Regions from separate parts of the Homo sapiens genome. Here region 2 is linked to region 1. The links are chromatin contacts, found by Hi-C or POLR2A ChIA-PET in ENCODE. All regions are on one chromosome and are shown on one strand. Each heading gives the region's core, a stretch centred on a gene start or an enhancer-like site at or near the end of the contact. The rest is flanking DNA. Distances are from core to core; before and after follow the strand shown. Region 1 has its middle 31 kb from the start of EVX1-AS. Region 2 has its middle 170 kb from the start of EVX1-AS.

Region 1 (7,839 bases), core at 2,631-5,130:
TTACAAAAATATATTACTACATGGCATCTTTATTTTATTATTATTTTTTTTCGAGACGGAGTCTTGCTCTGTCTGCCCAGGCTGGAGTGCAGTGGCGTGATCTCAGCTCACTGCAACCTCCGCATCCCGGGTTCAAGTGATTCTCCTGCCTCAGCCTTCCGACTAGCTGGAATTACAGACACCCGCTACCACATCCAGCTAATTTTTGTATTTTTGGTAGAGACAGGATTTCACCCGTTTTAGCCAGGCTGGTCTCGAACTCCTGACCTCGTGAACCACCCGCCTTGGTCTCCCAAAGTGCTGGGATTACAGGCATGAGCCACTGCGCGCAGCCATGGCATCTTTATTCAATAACTTGCACTTAATTTTAAATTTTCAAGCATTTTTACCTTGGTATTCTTGGATACCTTTTTCCACCTCCTGCAACTAATTACTCCCACTGTTTCTCCCATAAAATGTATGGCCCCATTAGGAAGCCTGACTGTGGGGTACATGTACCGTCCCTGTCTTCTGAAATCTTCAATATCCTGCAAAGCATTTGAGAAACATTTAATCTGTAATATATAAAAATGAGAAAATCAATTTAATGTGCTATTTGTAAAGTAGAGCATTTTGAAAATCTACGGCTGAACAGTTTCATCAATTATATTGACGTAAATCAAATCTTTGAATAATAAGGATAGTTTTTAAATCTCATTGGGTCTGTTATAAGAACATTTTTATTTAAAAGGTGAACATCTGTTAATACAGCAATGTTACCTGCATATTCAAGAATCGGATGTCTTAGTATCTTTCTATTATAAAATATTTGCCTCATTTCTCTTTTGCAAGTTCATTAGAGTCCACAAATCTTGCTCATGTCTCTCTCCAATGGGACACTTATCTTCAGGGATGAGAGGTAAATTCATTAATACTAGAAGAAATTGTTCTCAGCACAGAAATGGAGGAGTCCTATAATGACATATTAAGCATAACATTCAGAATAGAGATAAATCTTTAGAATATTAGATTTTATCATCTAGTTAGTTTTCCAGGAGTATTTTTATGTTATCACAAATACAGAACAAGAAACTTCCTTCTTTCTTTTCACTTATGCACCTGCTTCTTGCTCTCATAAGTGAGGAGATAATGATCAAACTAAATCATTTATTTGCTATCATTAGACACCACCAAGTGCCTATAGAAATCACTGACCATTCAAACATCTTTCCAAATGGAAACTGCTCCTCAAAATAAAAACCAAGGTGGCTATAAGCTATGATTCAAGGGCAAGCTTTCAGGATTGAAGTCACAGAATCTGGGATCCAAATTCAAGTTTCTCATTTTCTGTTACTGGGAGCTTTAAAAAAACCACAGAGATTTTTCTGAGCAACATTTCCCTAGTTTGCCAAAGAGAAATGATAATTATGTCTATCTTCCATCAAAATCATTCAATAACTATTGATTCTAACAGCAGCAAGATTATATGGAGAGGTAGATGTCATAATATATTTGCAAACATGCACTAGGTATGACATTGAGGGTGAACTCTAGTTCCAGCACAGATCAGAACTTTCCTTGTGGGATGTGGAATTGCTGATGGTCTACACGTGCCACATTTAGCCACCTTGAGCAATGACCCCTCTGGCTCCTCCCACCACATACATCTAACAGAATCATGGAAATTAAAATGCTCCATGGTTGTCCAAAAGCCCTCAACTGCCTACATGCTATACAAGACACTCTGACCTAACCCTTTATAAGGACAATGAAATCCATTGCAGACTGAAAGATTAAAATACTGAGCCCTGGCATTGTTGGAGTAATGTACTGGCATCCCCCAAACCTCCTGGGAAAGTGCTTTCCTAGAGCAGTAGAAAAAAATATAATGCAAATTTACTGTGATTTAAAAAAAATGTTTGGAGTCACAGATTCTTTTGAGTATCTGATAGAAATTATTCCCCTCTCCCCAGAAAAAATACATATGCCCATATATACAATTTCACATACAATTTCAGGGAGTTTGGGTGCTCCCTGAAACCCACCCATAATTAACCTCAGTTTAAAATATAAGTGTGCAAGCCAGGCACGGTGGCTCATGCCTGTAATCCCAGCACTTTGGGAGGCCGAGGCGGGTGGATCACGAGGTCAGGAGATCGAGACCATCCTGGCTAACACGGTGAAACCCCATCTCTACTAAAAATACAAAAAATTAGCTGGGCGTGGTGGTGGGCGCCTGTGGCCCCAGCTACTCGGAGGCTGAGGCAGGAGAATGGCGTGAACCCGGGAGGCGGAGCTGGCAGTGAGCTGAGATTGCGCCACCATACTCTAGCCTAGGTGACAGGACGAGACTCCATCTCAAAAAAAAAAAAAAAAAAAGTGTGCAGATGACAGAATACAAATGTTTTAAAGATCAATAGATACAAAACATGTTTATATCTAAGAAAAAGTATGCCAAAAAAAAATTTTTTTGAGATGGTCTCACTCTATTGCCCAGGCTAGAGAGCAGTAGTGCAATCTCAGCTCACTGCAACCTCCACCTCCCTGGCTCAAGCAGTCCTCCCATCTCAGCCTCCTGAGTAGCTGGGACTATAGGCATGTACCACCACACCCAGCTAATTTTCGTTGTTTTTTGTTTTTTTGTTTTTTTTGTGAGACAGAGTCTCACTCTGTCGCCCAGGCTGGAGTGCAGTGGCGTGATGTCAGCTCACTACAACCTCCGCCTCCTGGGTTCAAGTGATTCTCCTGCCTCAGCCTCCTGAGTAGCTGGGATTATAGGCATGTGCAACCACACCTGGCTAATTTTTGTATTTTTAGTAGAGATGGGGTTTCACCATGTTGGTCAAGCTAATCTCGAACTCCTGACCTCATGATCTGCCCACCTCAGCTTCGCAAAGTTCTGGGATTACAGGCGTGAGCCACCGTGCCTGGCTAATTTTTGTATTTTTAGTAGAGACAGGATTTCGACATATTGCCCAGGCTGGTCTTGAACTCCTGGGCTCAGGTGATCCACCTACCTTGGCCTCCCAAAATGCTGGGATTACAGGCGTTAGCCACTGCATCCAGCCCAAAACATTAATTCTGGGGTTTTACATCCCTTTTGCCAGTTTTCACTGTTTCCCTTGATGGGCTTATATAACTTTTATGGTTAAAAATTCAAGTACATGAGGCTGGGTGCGGCGGCTCACACCTGTAATCCCAGCACTTTGGGAGGTCAAGGCAGGTGGATCATCTGAGGTCTGGAGTTCGAGACCAGCTTGACCAACACGGTGAAACCTCATCTGTACTAAAAATACAAAAAATCAGCCAGTTGTGATGGTGCACGCCTGTAATCCCAGCTACTTGGGAGGCTGAGGCAGGAGAATTGCTTGAACCTGGGCAGTGGAGGTTGCAGTGAGCTGAGATCATGCCACTGCACTCCAGCCTGGGCTACAGAGTCAGACTCTGTCTCAAAAAAAAAAAAAAAAAAAAAAATTCAAGTACATGAATATTCACACAACACAACACAGAAAAATTCAGTTTGTAACCTAAATTTGAACAATTATATTCAAAGGTAAAAATTCCTATTTGGTAGGTAGGTGATTTTGTTGATACAAATAGGGTGAAATTGAAGAGAAATTTCCAGGAAGTGAGTGAAGAGTTCACCACTTGTTTTTACTTGGTAAAAGACCTCTGGAGGAGGTAGGAGTCAGGTCTGTGAGGATGGAAGTTCCCTGATAATTTGTATCCATGGAGAGAGTAACCATAGCAATGGAGCCTGGTCTCCCCATTACCGACCCTGTTATCAACCCCAGTTCTGAAACAGACAGCACTGGGAAAGTCTGAGTGAGCAAAGAAAAAACACAGCACCCTGCCCAGCTTGGGATCCCAAGGACCTGGTGTTCAGCTAGTCTATGAGTCACAACCAGTCAGAAAGACAAGCAGAAGGTCAGGTTGGCCTTTGAGAGCAAAGCAAATCAGAACATGCATTTACTCACGGAGTTCACTGCCTTGTGACAGTGCCAATGTAGCTGGGGACTAGCCCAGGTAAAAGGTCAGTCTATAAATCAGCTGCTAGGGTGGAGAACAGGCATAGAAAGTTTGAATGAAATGACAACTGAAATGAACATAGGTACCTTTTGCCCAGAGTTTTTTTTTTTTTTTTTTTTTTGAGACGGAATCTCGCTCTGTCACCCAGGCTGGAGTGCAGTGGCGCGATCTCGGCTCACTGCAACCTCTGCCCCCCGGATTCAAGCAATTCTCCTGCCTCAGCCTCCCAAGTAGCTGGGATTACAGGCATGTGCCACCACACCTGGCTAATTTTTTTGTATTTTTAGTAGAGACGAGGTTTCACCATATTGGCCAGGCTGGTCTTGAACTCCTGACCTTGTGATCCACCCACCTCGATCTCCCAAAGTGCTGGGATTACAGGCGTGAGCCACCGCGCCTGGCCTTGCCCAGAGTTTTATAACAAAGTTCCTTTCCTAATAACTAATACTTAGGGTATCTTATTAGTTATTTGGTCCTAACCACAATCCTTCTGGATATTAATAGAATGCATGGTAATTCTCAACCTTCCTCATTAAATGTTCCCACTGGTGGAGGCTGAACTTTGATCCATGAAGTCCTGAAGAAGTAGCTCAAAACAGTACACAGAAGCCATGAAATTTCTTTGAAGTTCCTGTGTGCTTATACTTTGATCTTTTTTTTTTTTTTGAGACAGAGTCTTGCAGAGTGCAGTGGCATGATCTCGGCTCACTGCAACCTCCCTCTACCTCCAGGGTTCAAGAGATTCTCCTGCCTCAGCATCCTGAATAGCTGGGACTACAGGCACTCACCACCATGCTGTTACCGGGGGTCCTTGCTCCCAGAGCCCCCAAGATGGTGGCAGGCCACTTCCAAAATGGTGGTGGGCCACTTCCAAGATGGTGACAAGCCTCGTGTTCTCTGACCTGGGGTTCTTGGCCTCACAGATTCCAAGGAATGGAATCTTGAGCCATGTGGTGAGTGTTATAGCTCTATTAGAAGCCATGGGTCACGGAAGAGAACCATGGAACCCAGTGACTAGTGTTCAGCTCGATTAGGACGAACCCAGGCACTTAGCCCTGCAGGAACAATGGCAAGCCTCTAGCCCAATCGGGAGTGGCAATGGGCACCTCGCTGGATCAGGAGCACAGCGGACACCCTGCTGGATCTGGAGGGATGGAAGTCAGTGGCAGGTCTGCGACGGCGGCAAACAGCAGTGGTGGACGGTGAGCGAAAGCTCAGCTTGAGCCATAATAAACATGGACCAGAAGAGAGTGCAGTTGCAAGATTTAATAGAGTGAAAACAGAGCTCCCATACAAAGGGAGGGGACCCAAAGAGGGTAGCCGTTGCTGGCTCGAATGCCTGGATTTATATCCCGATCATTATTCCTCCTGCTGTGCTTTCAGGCAATAGATGATTGGCTATTTCTTTACCTCCTGTTTTTGCCTAATTAGCATTTTAGTGAGCTCGCTTTACTACCTGATTGGTGAGGTGTGAGCTAAGTTGCAAGCCCCGTGTTTAAAGATGGATGCGGTCACCTTCCCAGCTAGGCTTAGGGATTCTTAGTTGGCCTAGGAAATCCAGCTAGTCCTGTCTCTCAATGCCAGGCTAATTTTTGTATTTTTAGAAGAGACGGGGTTTCACCATATTGGCCAGGCTGGTCTCAAACTCTTGACCTCAAGTGATCTGCCTACCTCGGCCTCCCAAAGTGCTGGGATTACAGGCGTGAGCCACTGCGCCCGGCTGTTTGCTCTTAAAATCATGCAAATTTCACATTCTAGTCAGTAGCATATCTGTTTAATCATTCAAAATTATTGTTCCTAAATTTTCTAACAAAGTGAATGTTAGAACATTTCTGCTTACTTGAGGAGTAAAGAGTAAGGCATTACATTTTCTCCATTTTACAAATGAGGAACCATTTTACAAGTGAGGGCCACACAGCTATTTAGTAAAAGAGTTTTTTGTTTTATGTTGTTATTGTTGTTATTGTTTGAGATGGAGTCTCACTGTCGCCTGGGCTGGAGTGCAGTGGTGTGATCTTGGCTCACTGCAACCTCCGCCTCCCGGGTTCAAGTAAGTGATTCTCCTGCCTCAGTCTCCCAAGTAGCTGGGATTACAGGCGCCTGTCACTAGGCCCAGCTAATCTTTTGTATTTTTAGTAGAGACGGGTTTCACCATGTTGGTCAGGCTGGCCTCAAACTCCTGACTTTATAATTCGCCCGCCTTGGCCTCCCATAGTGCTGGGATTACAGGCATGAGCCACTGCGCCCGGCCAAGAGCTGAGTTTTAACAAGCATCTCCTTCAAAACCGGCAACATTCTTTATATGATTACATGTGGCAAATCAGGAAAAGGTGGAGGAATGGGGAAAGGTAAAAGACTTCTTGGTGGAAAGTTTACAGTCAGAAAATGAGATGGTAGATATGGAAATTTGTTGAAGGATTAAATAATGTAATAATCAGCCAAGTACATGAGAATTTCAAAACTCTCTGCACCTCAGTTTCCCCATATGTAAAATGGAGCCAATAACATCTACCTCATAAGGCTGTTGTTAGGGTTAAATGAGGTGATCTATGGAAATTCCTCAGCCCAGTACCTGACCCATGGTAGGCATTCATTAAACAAATGATAGTCTTAGTTATTCTTGGTCAAGAGGACATCTCTACTGTACATCTCTTGAGCACCTTAAATTGAACGTTCCCCAGGCCAAATGTATCACTCTTTTCCTTCCCCCTTCTCTTCCTTCTCCTAACCCACAAGAGAATGTGTTCCCCTTTCTGTGTAGTCTCAACTACTGTTAATGGCTCTACCATTCATCCAACTTAGACCTTCAAAGTCATCCTCAGTCCTCCCTTTTTCTTACCCATCACACCCACTCTGTTAATAACCTCAGAACATTCTATCTCTTACATAGATCTTGAATCCATTCCCTCCTCTTGTCCCCTTTGCTCCTGCCTTTCTCACCTGTCTCCCAGATAACTACAATAAGTCGCCAACTGATTTTTCTATTCTCTACACTGCAGACACAGTGATTGTTCTAACATATAAATCAGATAATCTCACTACCTGATGAAGACGGCCAAATTCTCTTCACAATCTGGCCCCGATGTATTTTCCCAAGTACTCAACCTCTCCACACACACACATACTCTCACACATGCACACACACGTATGCACACACACACACACATGCATGCGTGCAAACACATCAGAGCCCAGCCTTACAGGCCCTTTCAGCATTTCTCCTAAAACCTAGAATCTTCTTGCTCTCAATGATATGGGAAAATATCTACTTATCCTTCAAAACCCAGCTGAGCCAAGTGTTGTGGTGTGTGCCTGCAAGCCCTTCTACTCAGGAGGCTGAGGTAGGAGGATTGCTTGAGCCTGGGAGTTTGAGGCTGCAGTGAGCAATGATTGCACTACTGCACTCCAGCCTGGATGACAGAGTGAGACCCCAACTCAACAAAACAAAACAAAGCAAAACAAAAAAATCTGAAATGCCAACTCTTTGAGAAGCTTTTCAAATATTTTCCTTCTTGCCTGGTTCACCAAATTAGTCTTCTAATTGGTCTCCTGACATCCACCACTAACCTTTTCCAATCTGTTCCCCATGCTGTATCCAGAGTATTCTTTTCAAATGCAAATCTAATCCTGGGTCAGGCTGTCTCCTCAGCATAAACGGCTTCCCATTGCTAAACCCCAAATCTTTACCTCGACACACACACTACCTATCTCCATAGTCACATCTTGTGTCCCTTTCTCACCATTTCGCTGTGATCCAACCACACTGGCCTTCTTTCAGTTTTCACAAACATCAATCTCACTCACGCCTCAAGGTATTTAAATATGCATCTC
Region 2 (7,839 bases), core at 3,485-5,984, 140 kb before region 1:
CCATCCACATCCCTCAGACCCCACCATTTCCGGGTGCTCCCCAAAAGACAGATGACTTCCGGCTGCTAGCACCTCTCCTCGGAATTAACAACCCCTCCTCAATGCCTTCAACCAATGACTGACAGGAGTTGGTGTCTAAATGTCCCAGTGTGCTCACCTCTGGAGGTCTAATTATGGGCTATGTCCTACTCCATTTCCTAGACTCGGCTCCAGCTGCCCACTGGGGCAGCTGGCTTACTCACGCACCTTTTACTGGCTGCCTCCCCTGTCCCGTTTCCCCTCTCCCCTGCTGATACTCCCTTCCCTGCCCAAAGAAATCATTTGCATTTGAACCCTTGTCTCTGGGTCTACTTCTGGGGAAACTCAAAGACACAAACTATTCTATGCTATATAAATCAAGCCAGAAGAGTACAGGGAACTCCCAGGGTGAGTTTCAACTCCATCCTGAACCATGAAAGGTGGGAGGAATTGGAACCCACTGGGCATGTGAGCTGACCACATCTCATCGGGGCTGGAGTCAGACTCAGCTCTGATGTTATAAGATCTCTTAAGGGAGTTCTCTTGCCAAGACATCCTCATTAAACACGTCCCCCAGGAAGTTAGGAACCTATTTTGGGGCAAAGGCAGTGACAGGGGTGGGGAGTGTGAGGAATCCCCAGAGACAAACAAAATGACTTCATACTTTCAAGGGCAAATAAACATAGTGCAAGCTGAGTGTGCATGAAAACTAAAAGGGAAGTAATCAAACATGGGAGTGGCTCAACAGCTCGGTCCTTAGGAATATGGACTCTGCTAGTGTCTGACCTGTACAAGGATTTTAGAGAGTGTTCGCCTGGTTTCTGACTAATCAAGTGCAAGAAAAAAATCTACAGTCAATAATAGAGTGTTGTAAATGCTGAAGTGAGAAAATCTTTAAAACCTCTTTCTATGATTTTAGTCCAATTTTCTATTCCCACCCATTGTTTTCTGTGTCTCAGCATACTTATCGTTAGGCTTTTCTTTTTTCTAAGAGCACCTCACTCTCTGAAGTGTGTTGTCATATTTTGTATCAGTTTTCCCTCACAACGGTAGGTCAATATCATTTTTTCCCTGTTTAAGGAAGAAAAAGCAAGGCCAGAGAGGGAGACAAGCCTCTGGCTCAGGTCAGACAGGGAGTTACCAGGAACCCTTTCCTGCTGCCTGCGGGCAAGGCACCTCCGGGACATGTGTAAACAAGATAAAACAAGGCCAGTTACTTCCTTAAGGAAATTAAAACTCCTAATTTGGAAAACTTTCTCCCTGAAGCTTTAAGTCTAGGTCAATATGACAAGTGCAATGAAGTACCCTACTTTCATCTCTTTGTCTATCTAATTTCTCCCTAGATCAATCCCCACCTCCTCTGGGAAGTTCTCCTTGATTATGTCAGCCTTCAGGAGTCTTCCTCTCCTCTCTGCACTTGACCATACTTTGCCATCACATGGCAAGTGCTATGTGTTCTGTGCGGTTTTCCTGGTCCCTTGCATGATCTCTGGCACATAAAAGTCCAGTATGTATTATTTAATGACTGCATGAAGTTTTATGACAAATATGTTGCATGTACCTCTGTGTGTGTGTGTGTGCGCGCGCGCGCGTGCGCGTGCACTTGGGAAATGGTGAGAGGCTGGGAGCAGTCCCACCCCCAACTTTAATTAATCAGTCAAGACAGGTGAAGTCTGAAGACCACAATGCCGTAGTCACAAAGTGACTGGGGACCACAAAACCATGTTGCTTCCTACACATTCCTGACAAAAGTAATCTTTGAAGTTCTGATGTTCCTTACCATCACAGCACTTGCAAATATTACAATCGCAGGCTAGCAAATGACCCAGTCTACTCAACTGACCACCCGACAGAAAGCGCAGTTACACTAGGCTCTGCCGGAGCCAGAAGCCGGCAAAGACTCCACTGCAGGGTCCAGCTGTCTTACACACACTTGCACAGGCACGCTGGCAGAGCACAGCCACATCAAACAGATGAGTGCTCCTCCATCTCCCTGCTTCTTACGTTCACATTTGGCCACTAATCATTAATTCATCCACAAGAGTTTACTGGGAAGCTACCATGTACCAGGCCCTAAACCAGGGACTGATGAGCACAAACAGCTCCTCTACGCCCACACTGGCAAACGTTCAGGTGTTCACAGCTTCTGGTCGGCTGACGATGACTCACCTTGCTTTCCAGAGCTGTTTTATTTTCTTCATTGTTAGTATATAGTAATGGTTATCGTAGATGGGGACGCTCTGTCTGAACTTGATCTATTCTCCTGCATGATTAGTGGACACTCTTTGTTGCTTGGTGGAGAAAAAGCAGCCACAAAAGTCATGTCCTCATTTTGGTCCTCAGTTTCTTTCCTTTTCTTTTTCTTTCTTTTTTTTTTTTTTTTTTTTTTTTTTTTTTTGAGACAGGGTCTGGCTCTATTGCCCAGGCTAGAGTACAGTGGTGCAATCACAGCTCACTGCAGCCTAGACCTCCTGGGCTCAATCTACCCTCCCATCTCAACCTCCTGAGTAGCTAGGACTACAGGTGTGTGCCACCGTGGCCAGCTAATTTTTGGGTGTTTTTTTTTTTTTTTTTTTTTGTAGAGATGGGGTTTTGCCATGTTGCCCAGACTGGTCTTAAATTCCTGGGCTCAAGTGATCCGCCAGCCTCGGCCTCCCAAACTCCTGGGATTACAAGTGTGACCCACCGTGCCCAGCCAGTCCTCAATTTATCTGTATTATGGCTGAGCACACCAGGTGGTCAACAAAGCCAGCACCTGGCAGCAAGAGTAGGCTAAACTCCTGCGCAGTCTTGATTCAGCAGTTTTGAAGCCATTCCTTGCAGTTCTTTGCTCAGGGGCCTCCCTCCAATCCACTCGGAGACTCACATTGAGTAGGATACAGAAATCACTGCACATGGCGCTCCTCCCCACTGAATGCTTCATTATAACCCAACAGGAAAGAAGTTTAAACTAAACAAATGCTCTCTTTCCTTTTCTTCCCCCACCCATCAGTCTCTGTCATCTTGATAGAGAAAATATGGCTGTTAATAGCCTGCAGTGGAACAAACATTTGCATGACTGTTACCTCAGAGCCCATAATTCTGAGCTAATTGGCTGATGGTGCTTAAAATGATTAAGTGATTGTAATTTATATGATTAACCAATTAAACCATCCTCCAGTGATTGGTTCAGGGTAGGCCTTGAGATGTGCGCTTGTCTCTCAGCATGAAGGCCAACGCCGCCGTACAGTATTAAATGTTCTTCCAAATGCTGAGTTGTTCCTCTGACCAGCAGGTAAAATCCTTTACACTGGGTGGTTAAATTTGATCATGTTCAGTGAATGGCTACCAAAAACTCAGTGACTGGCATAAAAGTGGGAGACAGGGCAATGATTCTTTAAGAATAACATAAAGGGACAAAGTGGCTGTGTTGTTTCCTAGAACCACGGTTGTTAGTTGAAAATAGCCCAATTCCATAAAAGTGAAAGACACAGTTAAGACTGAAAACTTGGGAACCATGTTGTTCCATTCCAGCCCTGGGCTGGGCCACTTAGCAGCTGTGTTGTGTGATCAGGTTATCGAACCCCTTGAAGCCTGTGGATTCCTCTCCTATGAAACAATACTCTTACTTACCTCTTAGGATTATTAGAAAGATCAAGTAAGGCTATGCATATTATAATCCCAATAAATATTAGTGGCCGTTATTGTTGTTCATTTTGTTATGACTCTATTGCTCCACTGGAATATAAGCTCCAAAGACATCCTCACTTTTCTATTCCTGGTGATCAGGAAGGCGCCTGGCACATAACAGGGACTCAAAAATATGTGTGGATGATTGAAATGATCATAGTGAACACAGAGCATTAAACTCACACTGGGCACTGTTCAAAATGCTTTACATTCATGAACATGGGCAATCCTTGCAACACGTCCATGACAAGGAGGTACTGTTGTTACCCTCTGCATTTTAGAGGTTAGGAAACTAAGGTAGTGAGAGGTAAATTAATTTGCCCAAGTTCCCACTACATGTGGGAGGTGGATTTGAATTGAGGCCTACATTATGGCACCTTTGTAACTAATAAGTAGGAGGATGTTTAGACATGTCCCACTATCCAAAGTAAAATGTCATTGCCAAATGGGAATAAGAAAAGAAAATGTTTTGGTTCCTTGCATTTGGTAGAAGAAACAAACTGGGTTAAGTTGCCAGTGATGAATTTCAGGGACTTGTCAAATTTGGCGAATGAAATAAGGAAGAACTAACTTGAGTTCTCAGAACCAACCAGACAGGTAGGCCGAAAGCAGAAATTGAACATATTATTTGTTAATTTGTTAGGTAAACTCCATTTCACTGTAATCCACGTAGGGCTTCCCCTACCACTGTGCCTGCTACCAGCAGCCATGTTACTTTCCCCGTGCCCCAGGCTAAACATACCACCTTCTTCCCGAGACTTCCCCAGCTCTTTAACCACTGAGAGATCTGGAAAGCCCAGCTGGTGGCTAGTTTGTTCAAAAGCATAAAGAGAGGCAAGTAACTGGCATCCCCATTCTGGAAGTTGTGGCCAACATACCAAAGGCAGGATCTCGTGGGTATCTCTCTCCCAGGCCTCTTCTAGTCATTAAATGTCAGCACAATAAAGATAGCAAGTGTTCTGCTTCCATTTACAGCATAATGTGCAGTTGTGCCATGGGTACTACCAGGGATGAGAGGTATTATACTGCTGCTGCTACCTACTGCAATAAACATGGGTGTGAGGCCAGCTGGAATTTCCCCAACAGAACTGAACACTTTATCAGTTCAATAGCATCTGACTCGATCCACTTTCCTTTTTCATTCTACAACTCCCCTTCCTTTTCTCCCCTTTCATCCTGGCCAGGATTTATCTCTTTCTCCTCCCTCTTGTCTTCCTTCCTTTCCTCTCTCTCTCTCTTTCTTCCTTACCCATTTCTTAAACATGAATGCTTAATCTACCTATTTTCTTTCTTTCTTTCTTTTTTTTAAATAGAGACAGGGTTTCACTTTGTTGCCCAGGCTGGAGTGCAGTGGCACGATCATGGCTCGCTGCAGCCTTGAACTCTTGGGCTTGAGGGATCCTCCAGGCTCAGCTTCTTAAGTAGCTGGGACTATAGATGTGCACCACGGTTCCTGGCTTCTACCTATTTTCATGGGACAAACTATAGTTCATTTTGATGAATATGGCCATTCAGAAGTGATTGGAGTATGCATGCTATGGAAGTTGAAATTTTTATTGTTAACCTAAAATTAATTCCACTTTCTTTCAACATGGATTCTTAGTGTTATGTTAGTGTGACTTTACCTAGGTTCTTTTTTTTTTAACTTTATTTTCTCTTACAAAATTAATATATGTTCATATTAGAAATGTTATGAAATACAGAAAAAGAAAAAATAAAAATCGCTCTGGCATATCTCCTAATCTTTATTCTTCCCTTAAATCCTCCTAAACTAAAAAATGAAAAAAAAATTTTTTTAAACCTGAAAGATTGTGCTCCATGTGCATGTGTGTGCATAAGAGGAAGGACAGGTTTTGGAGAAAGGCCCTTTGTGATTCACTGGGCTTGAAGAAATATATCAAGATATTTGACAAGTTTAAATTATGACTGGGTTCCCACAATACTGACCTCTGGATCCCTGATCTTTCCCAGTGTTTAGGGAAACCATTTGCTGGCTATGGCTCAGGAGAGAGAGAAACCCAAGCTGTGGACTTGGCAGGTCAAAGCTATTCAATTCATCTCTAAATCTTTACAAATCCAAGAAATTCCCTGAAGTCATCATTTACTCTAAACTTGTCCATTGCTTTTTGTAAAGGAGAGGAAAGAACCTTGCTTTGGTTAAACATCAGCTCCTATGAAACCAAGCGTTGAAAGGGGGCAGAGTCCATAATTGATTTTCTGACAGGTTATAAAATATTAAAAGATGGGAAAGTTTTAAAACTAATTTTTAGGTATCCATCTGAAGCCATGTCCAGTTGGCCCGCAGGATCAATGAAACAACATTATAGAGAAATGCTGAACTCATACTCTCCTAGTTAATCTATATTTCAAAGATGAGATTGAGCTCTTAAATGACCTACACACAGAGTGAGCTGATTCCCAGTTTAAGCCTCCCATTTGGAACCTTGGTTGCAAAGATTAACTATTTCAAGGCAATGAAAGTCAACACACCCCTGCAGTCTTGGCATGGTGGGAAGGTGGGAGAGAATTCAGACAAACCATGGAAAACAGGGCAAGTAAAGACCAACTGGGTCTTAATGATGATATAATGTCGACTTCTTGGGATGATTTTTGGCTTTTTATTTTATATATTGTGGTGTACTTCTTGCTTTGCAGGAGACATGGGACACAGCCTTTATCTATTCCTGGAGGTCCCCTCAAGCGTAGCATCTAGCCCATTTGAACTGACTGCTAAAATAAAATTACATATGCTGAGTGGCTTATATACAACAGAAATTTATTTCTCACAGTTCCCACAGACCTTGAAGTCCACATTGAAGGCAGATTGAGTGTCTGGTGAGGGCTTGCTTACGGCTCCTGGGTGGGACCTTCTTGCTATGTCCTCGCATGGAAAAGGAACACTCTGGTTGCTTCAGCCACTTGTAAGGGCTCTAATCCCATTCTTGAGGGGTCCACCTTCATGACCAAACCACCTCCTCAAACCTCATCTAATACCATTACATTGGGGAGTAGCTTTCAACACATGAATTTTGCAGGAATATGTTCAGTCCATAGCAGGTGGCATTATGGAAATTTGTCTGACCTTATGTGCAAATAAAGTCTATCCTAACAAGGGTGGGAGTGTCTTTTAGTTTCTTTAGCTCCATCTCCACGAGGAAGTCTTACCCGAGGAGCACAGGAATTCAGGAAGTAGCAGGGTTTCAGGCACAGGATATGAATCAGGGATATGACCTTAGGACTTCCAGTTCTGTCTTGACCACTATCGTCAAGTGGCCTTGAAGCAAAGGGGAAAATTCTGGACTGAGGTAAATTTGGATGGGGATACCATCTAAGCATTTCTGGAAACTATCTCTTTTTCTTCTCTCTCAGGCTGGGCCTACCTAGAATGCATTCTACCTTGTCAACGTCCTGACCCTCTCAGAAGGTTCTCCAGTAGTTTCTAAATCAGCCTTCCCTGTGGTTTCTGGCCATCGCTCATTGACCTCTCCATGACTTTGGGGACTCCTCACACTTGGGCCCAGTATTTAGATGCTCTTTCCTCCTCTTCCCATAACCCCCCACCTCTACTCCCTCATTTCATGCTCCCCTCCCTCCCCATCCCCAGGACCATAAGCTCCTTGAAAGCAGGGATTGGGCCTAGCTCAGTTCTACTCCCAAAACCGAGTACAACTCCTGGCACCATGACCCTCTGACTATGTTTGGTCATTTATTTTCTTTTCTAGCTCCCTATCTAGAGTGTAAGCTTGGCAAAGGCAGATCTTGCCAGATTTGTTCACCTCTCTCTCCCGGGGTCTAGAAGAGTGCCTGGCGCATAGCAGATCCTCAGCACACACTTACTGATGGAAGAACAGGCCAGCTGAGGCACAATGCACAGCAGATGTGTGAGCGGGGTACTATGGGGATGTAGTTCCAGAAGCCATTTGTTTTTAAAGGCTTGAAAGGAATGTTGAGAAAGACTTAGCTGAAGAGTTGGAACTGGATCTGAACTTTAAAGGCTCAGTGAGCCTCTGTGGCTTAAAGGTGAGGAACTGCACAATAGCCAAGATTTGGAAGCAACCTAAGTGTCCATCAGCAGATGAATGGAGAAAGAAAATGTGGTACATGCAGAATGGAGTACTATCCAGCCATAAAAAAGAATGAGATCCTGTCATT

The links. Hi-C counts contacts between places; a loop is a spot of excess contacts on that map. ChIA-PET counts read pairs that join two places held with the same protein, here RNA polymerase II (POLR2A). Pooled maps may share reads with other maps.
Region 2: a loop to region 1 is called in a pooled map, with 2.0 times the contacts of the local background. The contact joins two enhancer-like sites. A Hi-C loop is called at or near these places in 1 of 168 maps with a recorded cell type or tissue (PC-9) and 2 of 50 pooled maps. POLR2A ChIA-PET finds 5 or more read pairs at or near these places in 1 of 52 experiments (BJ).

What each region holds. Positions count from the first base shown.
Region 1 is chr7:27,273,837-27,281,675 of GRCh38, reverse strand. No RefSeq gene overlaps it. Among named protein-coding and RNA genes, the nearest start is that of EVX1-AS, 31 kb to the right of the region's middle. Within about 2 kb of position 3,880, at least 5 of the 41 ENCODE cell types and tissues checked have a DNase peak (open chromatin) inside an H3K27ac peak, as active enhancers do.
Region 2 is chr7:27,417,791-27,425,629 of GRCh38, reverse strand. No RefSeq gene overlaps it. Among named protein-coding and RNA genes, the nearest start is that of EVX1-AS, 170 kb to the right of the region's middle. Within about 2 kb of position 4,734, at least 2 of the 41 ENCODE cell types and tissues checked have a DNase peak (open chromatin) inside an H3K27ac peak, as active enhancers do.